Linked DNA regions of Homo sapiens: all the other regions are linked to region 3. The links are chromatin loops, found by intact Hi-C in ENCODE. Cell type or tissue: endothelial cell of umbilical vein. All regions are shown on one strand.

Region 1 (2,500 bases), 73 kb after region 3:
CAACAATTAGTGAAAACGTATTAGGGTCAATCACAATACTGAGCACTGTGAGTTTACACATTTGCTTGTCAGTGAAATATTTAGCACAATATCTAGCCTAGAGTAAGGCATTATCATCTTTACCACCCATTACCATCATTATCATCATCACTACCATCAACATCACCACCATCATCACCATCACTATCATCACCATCATCACCATCATCACCACCATCACCACCATCAGCATCACCACCACTACCATCACCATCATCACCACCGTCATTACCATCACCACCATCACCATCACTATCATCATCATCATCATCACCACCATCACCATCATCACCATCACCATCACTATCATCATCATCACCACCATCACCATCATCATTACCACCACCACCACCATCATCAACAACACCATCGTAATTATCATTACCATAATAATCAACATCACCATCACCGCCATCAGCATCACCATCACTAGAATCATCATCACCACCACCGTAATCATTACTATCACCACCATCACCATCACTATCATCATCACCACCATCACCATCACCATTACCCCCACCATCACCATCGTCATCACCATCACTATAGTTATCATTACCATAATCATCATCACTACCATCATCATCATCATCACTCTCATTATGATTTTCTAAGATATCCTAAATAAATTTCCTAATATTTCCAAGTTGCAGTTACCTCATTTTTATTACAAGGCTAACATTGCCCCCTTATAAGGCGTAAAACTTAAACAAGGTCGTTTTTGTTGTTGCTATCATTAATGTTTTTGCTGATTTCAATGTATCACCTGACTCTGCAGCAAATCCAAAGAGTGCTTGTCAAGAAATCACACATTTCTAATGAACATGGAGACTAGCCCGGCAGAGAGATAAAGCAGGACCATGCTGGGTCCTGGGCTGGCTTTTGCACAACCGCCTAAGATCTTCACACAAAGAAGTATGCACTGTGCTCAGAGCTGACATTTCTGTAGTCATAAAGCTCAGTGTTGTTCCAGTTCAGGAAGCTGATGAGTCATGGGGTAGAGGCCACTGGGAGAGGAAGAGGGTTTACTCTTTTTTTTTCTTTTTCTTACCATTTTCATTACTTCTCAACTGATTTTCGATATACAACAGGAAAGGAACATAATGACCTTCTACTCACTGCCCCACCCAGAAAACCTCAAATAACTAATTGCCTTTTTTTCCTAAAATGGAAGAATTATTTCATCTGCCCGAAGGTTTTACTTCCTTCTGCTATGCTTTTGCCCGGTAAGCCTTTTAATCTTGTAAAGCACAGCCATATGAACAAACAAGGGAGAAAACAGGAAGATGGCAACTCTCCAAGTTCATCCCATTTTGAATCTCACTTGACAAACAGCGATGCATGGTTTTGATAAAGGGTATGAGGATTGTGATTTGACCTTCCTCTTGCCACTGTGTAAAATGTAAACACAGTTTACTTTCTCATAATTAAACGATATCGATTCCCCAGCAGCCCGCGAGAGGGTTGAATCATCTTTCTCCTCAATGGATGCAGCGTGATCCCTGTTATCATCTAGTTATATCCAATCAGAAGTAAACCATGACAAGCTGGGTGGGGGAATGCAGTGGCTTCCTGCTTCCAGAAGTTGTATAACTGGGGAGAAGTATCACATCTATTTTGAAAATAGTTGTTTGGTGTGTTTTTACGATACACCATGGTGTTATAATAGGTGATATCAGATTCAGTAGTTTAAAGCAAAAAGGACTTTTTTTCTCCCTTATTTAAGAGTCTAGGTTGGCAGTCCAGAATTGGAATGGTGGCTTGATGGTATTGGGGATGCATCCTGTTGCCATGCCATCTCTTCCATGTTACCCTTTTCAGCTTAATTCAAGATGATTCACCACCACGTTTGCGTTTCAGCTGAAGAAGGGAAAAACAGGAAGGGAAAATAGACTTCTTGCCTTTCAAAGGCATGGATTAATGTGCTAACATCACGCTCACTCATGTCTTAGTGGCCATCACCCAGTTCCATGGTCATACCTAGATGCAAGGTGGCTGGAGAAAGTAGTCTTTAGCTGAGTGACCACGAGCCCAGCAAAATCTGCTGTTGCAAAACGGAGGATGACTATAGCGAGATTCACTATGAGTTCTGGCCACAGTTGAGTTGAATAAATGTTTCCCCTAGAATGGAGAGAGGGTCCTAGTTGGGGTCTCTCCATCCCTGAGCCACTTGGGTTGTGATGATAATTGATAGTGATGATTAAAATGACGGGAATAAAGATAGCAGCAGTTAACATTTACTCACTTCTTGCTTTATGCCTCTTTGTACCAAGTGCTTTGTAAACATTATGCATTCTATCTTCAGGATAATCCTACAGGATCAATAGTATAATTACCCCAATTTTACCCATGAAGAAATGGAGCCGCATCAAGTTCAGAAACTTGCCCGAGGTCATGTAGCTAGTATGTGGCCAAATGAAACCCATCTGTCTCTATGTCCAAAGTTATTCTCTTAACC
Region 2 (2,500 bases), 370 kb after region 3:
AGTTGTAGAAAAATTATAAGTTGGATGGAAAAAGAGATCATGGCAAAAGGACCCCGTGGTCCATCTAAGAAAAATAGGACCTTGAACTAGGGCCATGCCCAAGGTTGAAAGGAGATGTGGATTTGAGAAATATTTCAGAGGTAGCATCAACAGGATTTAACAGCTAATATTAGTAGAAGGTGAGGAAGAGAAAGAAATAAAAAATTACTCAGAAGTTTCTAACTTTGGACATTGAGGGGATGGTAATGTCATTAGCTGCAATGAGAGAAAAAAACAGGAAGAGGAACTGACTCATGGAGGAGATAAGAAGTTTGCTTTTGAGCACATGCAACTGGGGCTATCCACAGGACAGCAGTTTGGAGATGCCCGGGGCGGGGGGGGGGGGGGGGGGGCGGGTTCCAGCACTTACAATGGTGCACGTAATGCACTGTAAAGAGAAGCAAATTACATGGCCTTTTCTTTGTAGATTTAGAGATCAGATTAGTGTTCTGAATAGTAATCATTTGGGATAGCGGCTATATAGAAAACACAACTTGATGTATTGGGAAGTCATACCAGAAAACAATTAAAATGCATCCTGTCAGGAACATAATCACTGAAATCCTTTGTGAGGGCAAAGAGGAGGGTGAGACTCAAAACAGGATGAGAAGCTGTGATCTTCTCACAGTTGCTTTCTCTGACTGTTTTTGAAATTCTAGGACAGGACTGAAAACCTGAGATTCTTAGAAATGATTAAGTTTAACCCAAATCCAGACTTCTTAATCCCTGGGGATGGACATTTACACATAGAAAGACACACAGACACACACACACACACACACACACACTTACTAGCCCTAATTCTTGTATCTTCCTTAATAATAAAGTTTGACTTTATTATTTGAAAATACAAGCTAATGTCCACTTATGTACATTATACACATACACGGTAACTCTTCACTGGTGGGGATACTTTCAAAAATCTCCTCTGCATAGAACGTTGGTCACGTTTTACGCATGGTACTGATTCTCATCGTCTGTTCTTTAAAGTGTTCTCTCATGGGATGCCCTGTGAACAAAAGGGTTCCCAGGTCAAGTAGATTTGGAAACTGCTGCACATTCTAAACCCTTCTTGGAAATTCAGTATGCACATTCACAGATTAAAGCCTCTGAGAAGTCCCGCAGGAAAAATTCATTTAAATTTCTTTAACCTAAATGATCCCCAATATGTTCAGCCATATTTGTCTTTGATGCTATAACCCTTCTCAGCATCCTGATGAACTAATATCCATAAAATATACTTTGTGTCACCCTAGTAAAGACCAAACTTCTGTAACAGGCGAACTTCTAGAGTAAGCCAATCTTAGCCAAGTTGGGATAAATCAACAAAGCTCTCTGGCAACTTGCAGGCAAATGCCCAGCCAACTAATTGGATGACTCATTTTATTTTCCTTTTTCGGAAAACTGTTGAAACATTGCATCAGTGTCACCCATGTGGACCTTCATAAGCTGTATTATTTATTGTTTGTAAAAACTAGATGGGACATTCCTCTCTCAACAGCTAAATGACATTTGGCATAGACAAAAGAGATTATCTTAATATCCTGTTACGTTTGTTCTGTGGCACTGTTTGGATTGTGGGTGGGAGAAGGTAAAACAGTAAAAGCTATGTTTGTGGATTAAGTGTAAGGATGCAAAATGTGTGTACTGATTACATTTTGGTTCAGCAGAAATGTCATAATCACCATGAAGACTTGTTTTATGCACATTCTCTTAAATACCATTTCTAAAAGGTTCTTAGTGGAGAGGAAATCTTGCTGGAAGGCAGAGTTATGACACGCATTAAGGGTGGCCATGTTAATGAAGTGGAGCAAGGGAAATGGGACCTGGGAATCGGCTGCCTCACCTTCTTTGCCCTTGAAATCAGCCTCCTCTCAGTCTGGGCTGGGTTGAAATTAACATAATGAGATGGCTTCTCTCCACTTGCAGAGTGTATGTTCTCAGGAGGATGGAGCTGAATGCACTCCCTACTACCGGTGGTCCTCCTGGAAGCTTAGTTCTCAGAGGCAGAGGACACAAGCAGCTGTCCTTGGCAGGGCAACCTCAGGTAATCATCAGTGACCCTCCCTGGCCCTACTACAGCCTGAATCCCAGTTTCATCACATAAGTTCCCATCTCTCCCCATATGAAAGGGGAGCTATTAGAAATATCCACCTTCAACAATCAGGCTTCTATGAAGATCAATTAAATGACAAGTATCAAAATGTCTTTTGCCAACAGAATATTGTATATTATTATTAGTATGAAGATGTTTTTTCTTCTTAAACTAGGGATGAACAAACTACGGCTCACGGGCCAAATGTGGCATGCAGTCTATTTTTATACAGCCTGGAAGCTAAGAATATCTCTGTTTTTTTACATTTTTAAAGGATTATTAAAAGAAAAAGGATAATAAGAAAAGGAAAAGAAGTAAAAAAAGAATATAGAACAGGGCCTGTACGTGGCCCCAAAGTCTAAAATA
Region 3 (2,500 bases):
ATTTCAGAACAGCTAGTGTGATATTTTAGGTGAAAACAATTTTTCTATCTAGAGAAGCATCAAGTGCCTTGAAAAAAAGGGAAGTTGTCCTCAAAATTTTGGGAAATTTTTAAAGTGCCATTGGCCCAATTTTTCTTCATTTCCTTACTTTTATTTCTTTTTCTGGTATCCATCAACTACACTGATTGCCGATTTCTGTCTGCATTTCTAGAGAGAGCAAGAATCAACATTTAGTTCAAATGGTTTGTTTTCCTCTAAAAGACAATTGCTTGCTGCCTGCCCTTGTGAGAGACAGAGCCTATCGTGTTAAATCTAAGGAGATGCATGGACCAGTTCCTGTCCACTCTGAACAGGGTTAGCACTGGAATGGGTGTCAGAGTGAGCCTTTGGGGAGAGCCAATCAGGGTGAGGATGGCCCCAGCCCAGGAAAAGACAAGAGGATGAGGCTGGAGGAAGCAGTGATAGTCTTTCTGAGAGGCAGCATGGCATAGTAGATAAGATTCTAGTAACACATTTCCTGAGTTTGAATCTTGGCTTTGCATTTTTTAGATAGGTGACTTTGGATGGTGACTTACCCTCTTCATGCCTCAGCTTTTCATCTTCAAAATAAGAATGACAATAACAATTTCTACCTTAGGGGGGGCTGTTACATACATGAAATGTTCACATAAAACAATGCCTGGCACGTAGTAGGTGTTTCTATAGGTGATTCTTAGAAAAGAAAACGGTATTGCAAAAATTATGTGATCATATTTACAAATTATTTTTATTAATCAGAAATCTGAAACTCACATTTCCACTAAAGAGTGCCACAGTTCCACTAAAGAGCCCTGTGGATGAATACTGATTGGTGTTAGAACTCTGATAAATAAGGGTGGCCTCATCTGAATGACATTGAGACCACTGATTACTCCTTTATTGGAAAATGCGCATTGACAAAAATAATTCAAGATGCAAACAAATAATTCAAGATGTACAATTAAATGAAATAATTTAATTAGATGTTTTATGGGATAAGTGAAAGACATGCCTTTGGGATTTTGAGAATCTGACTTAAATTGAAGCAGTTAATGCTTCTTGTTCTGGGATATCCAGACAACTGAACTGGGGGCATGGGAAATGGGTAACTTTTGCCTCAACAGCAAACCTTCTAAACCTTCATAGTGAAAACATTCTTAACCAGTGGGTGGCAATCATGTGTCATAATGCAAAAGACCATACTTCCTTTTGGAAAATTTAGACATTGGCCAGAAATTGAACAACAAGGGGGCAGGGAACGGTTAAGGCAGAAAAATTGGCAAGCAGGGTGTCCACAGCCCTTGCACTCCATGAACTTGCAGACTTAAAATACTGAAGCTCAAAGATGTAAACCATTCCCAACCTTTTTATGCCAACTGCCTGCTGAATTCTTCTTGCAGAGCTGTGGGGCATATTTTTTTAATTAATGGCATTAAAGATGAAGACCATGGAGGCCAGTATGTTTGGTGATGGCAAAGGCTTATTGGGAAGTCAGAAGAATGGTCAGGTGGCTGGTTCAGAGGGTCAGGCCATAGTGTTTAAAGAGGCTGGTTACAACAAAAAGAGCAACGAGTGTGAGAATTGTACCGCATACAGCCTTACCTTATTGGCTTGCTCAACATTCGCCAAACCCTGAACGTCATCACACAAGTGAGAGGGTAGCATATTTCATATGTGACTAGTCTCCAAAGTTACAGAGTCTTGGGAAGTTCCACTTAATAGCCAAGCAGCAATGAGTCAGTCAGTTTTCCTCCATAAGCCTCAGTTATTCTAGATAGATAATAAAGTGGGGATGAAAGTTATATGGCAAAACCTTAGGGTTTTTTAGACACTAAGTGAGATAATGCCTATAAAATGATTAGAATGATGTCTGGCACTTAAGAAAATGTATAGAAATATGATTCTAATTTCATTGGAAGTTGGCATCTGCTGTGTACAATTCAACCCAGCAGATCCGACTGTGGTAATGCTCTCAGCTATCCATTTCAGGTGGGGCCCTTGTTTTGCCAAGTCCTCCTTGTATCTTTCACAAAGTGGCAGTCATATGGATCTAATAGAGGAGCTGGGAGGATTGACTGAGATGATGAACTGATCATGCTCTGGTAGCCTCAGAGTTGAGAATGAGGGTGAAGGCTTCTTAAGCCCAGGCCAGGGATATTTTTCATAGGTCCTCCTTCAAACTTTTTGGCCAGAGCAGGTGGCGAAATGGAGGATAGAGGGGATGGGAGGCCTGAGACATTCCGGTATCTAGAGGCCAGAGAGAAGAAGAGAGGGGCAGGAACAGCAGGCTGACGGAAGGAGAGGAACCAAGAGAGATTACTACTCTGCTCTCTGCTTTTCCTTTTTCATTAAAATGCTTTTCTTCATCCTATTCTGTTTCAGTATTTTCCTAACCTACTTTTGTTATTCAGTCATGTTTCCCTTGACTATAATAAATCAATTGCACTAAAATTATTATAGGTTGTGCATTTTATCCCTAAAG

The links. Hi-C counts contacts between places; a loop is a spot of excess contacts. Peaks named below come from ENCODE experiments on the same cell type or tissue, not always from the same donor. Only the 100,000 strongest peaks of a DNase experiment are listed, where the experiment ranks them.
Region 1: it touches region 3 in a loop (6-fold over the local background); 2 of 110 quality-filtered maps call a loop at or near these places.
Region 2: a loop joins it to region 3, with 6 times the contacts of the local background. A loop is called at or near these places in 2 of 110 quality-filtered maps.

What each region holds. Positions count from the first base shown.
Region 1 is chr16:82,994,848-82,997,347 of GRCh38, reverse strand. All of the region lies in intron 2 of CDH13 (cadherin 13), which reads right to left. Among named protein-coding and RNA genes, the nearest start is that of MIR8058, 310 kb to the right of the region's middle. In endothelial cell of umbilical vein, no CTCF peak of the experiment used is centred here; a DNase peak (open chromatin) is centred at 1,137; H3K27ac peaks cover 1,910 bases.
Region 2 is chr16:82,698,848-82,701,347 of GRCh38, reverse strand. The region is part of intron 1 of CDH13 (cadherin 13); the gene reads right to left. Among named protein-coding and RNA genes, the nearest start is that of MIR8058, 11 kb to the right of the region's middle. RefSeq lists an enhancer at 1,077-2,276. In endothelial cell of umbilical vein, no CTCF peak of the experiment used is centred here; DNase peaks (open chromatin) are centred at 237, 597 and 1,427; H3K27ac peaks cover 2,309 bases.
Region 3 is chr16:83,067,609-83,070,108 of GRCh38, reverse strand. The region is part of intron 3 of CDH13 (cadherin 13); the gene reads right to left. Among named protein-coding and RNA genes, the nearest start is that of CDH13-AS1, 330 kb to the left of the region's middle. In endothelial cell of umbilical vein, a CTCF peak has its summit at 1,195 (motif pointing right); a DNase peak (open chromatin) is centred at 1,208; H3K27ac peaks cover 187 bases.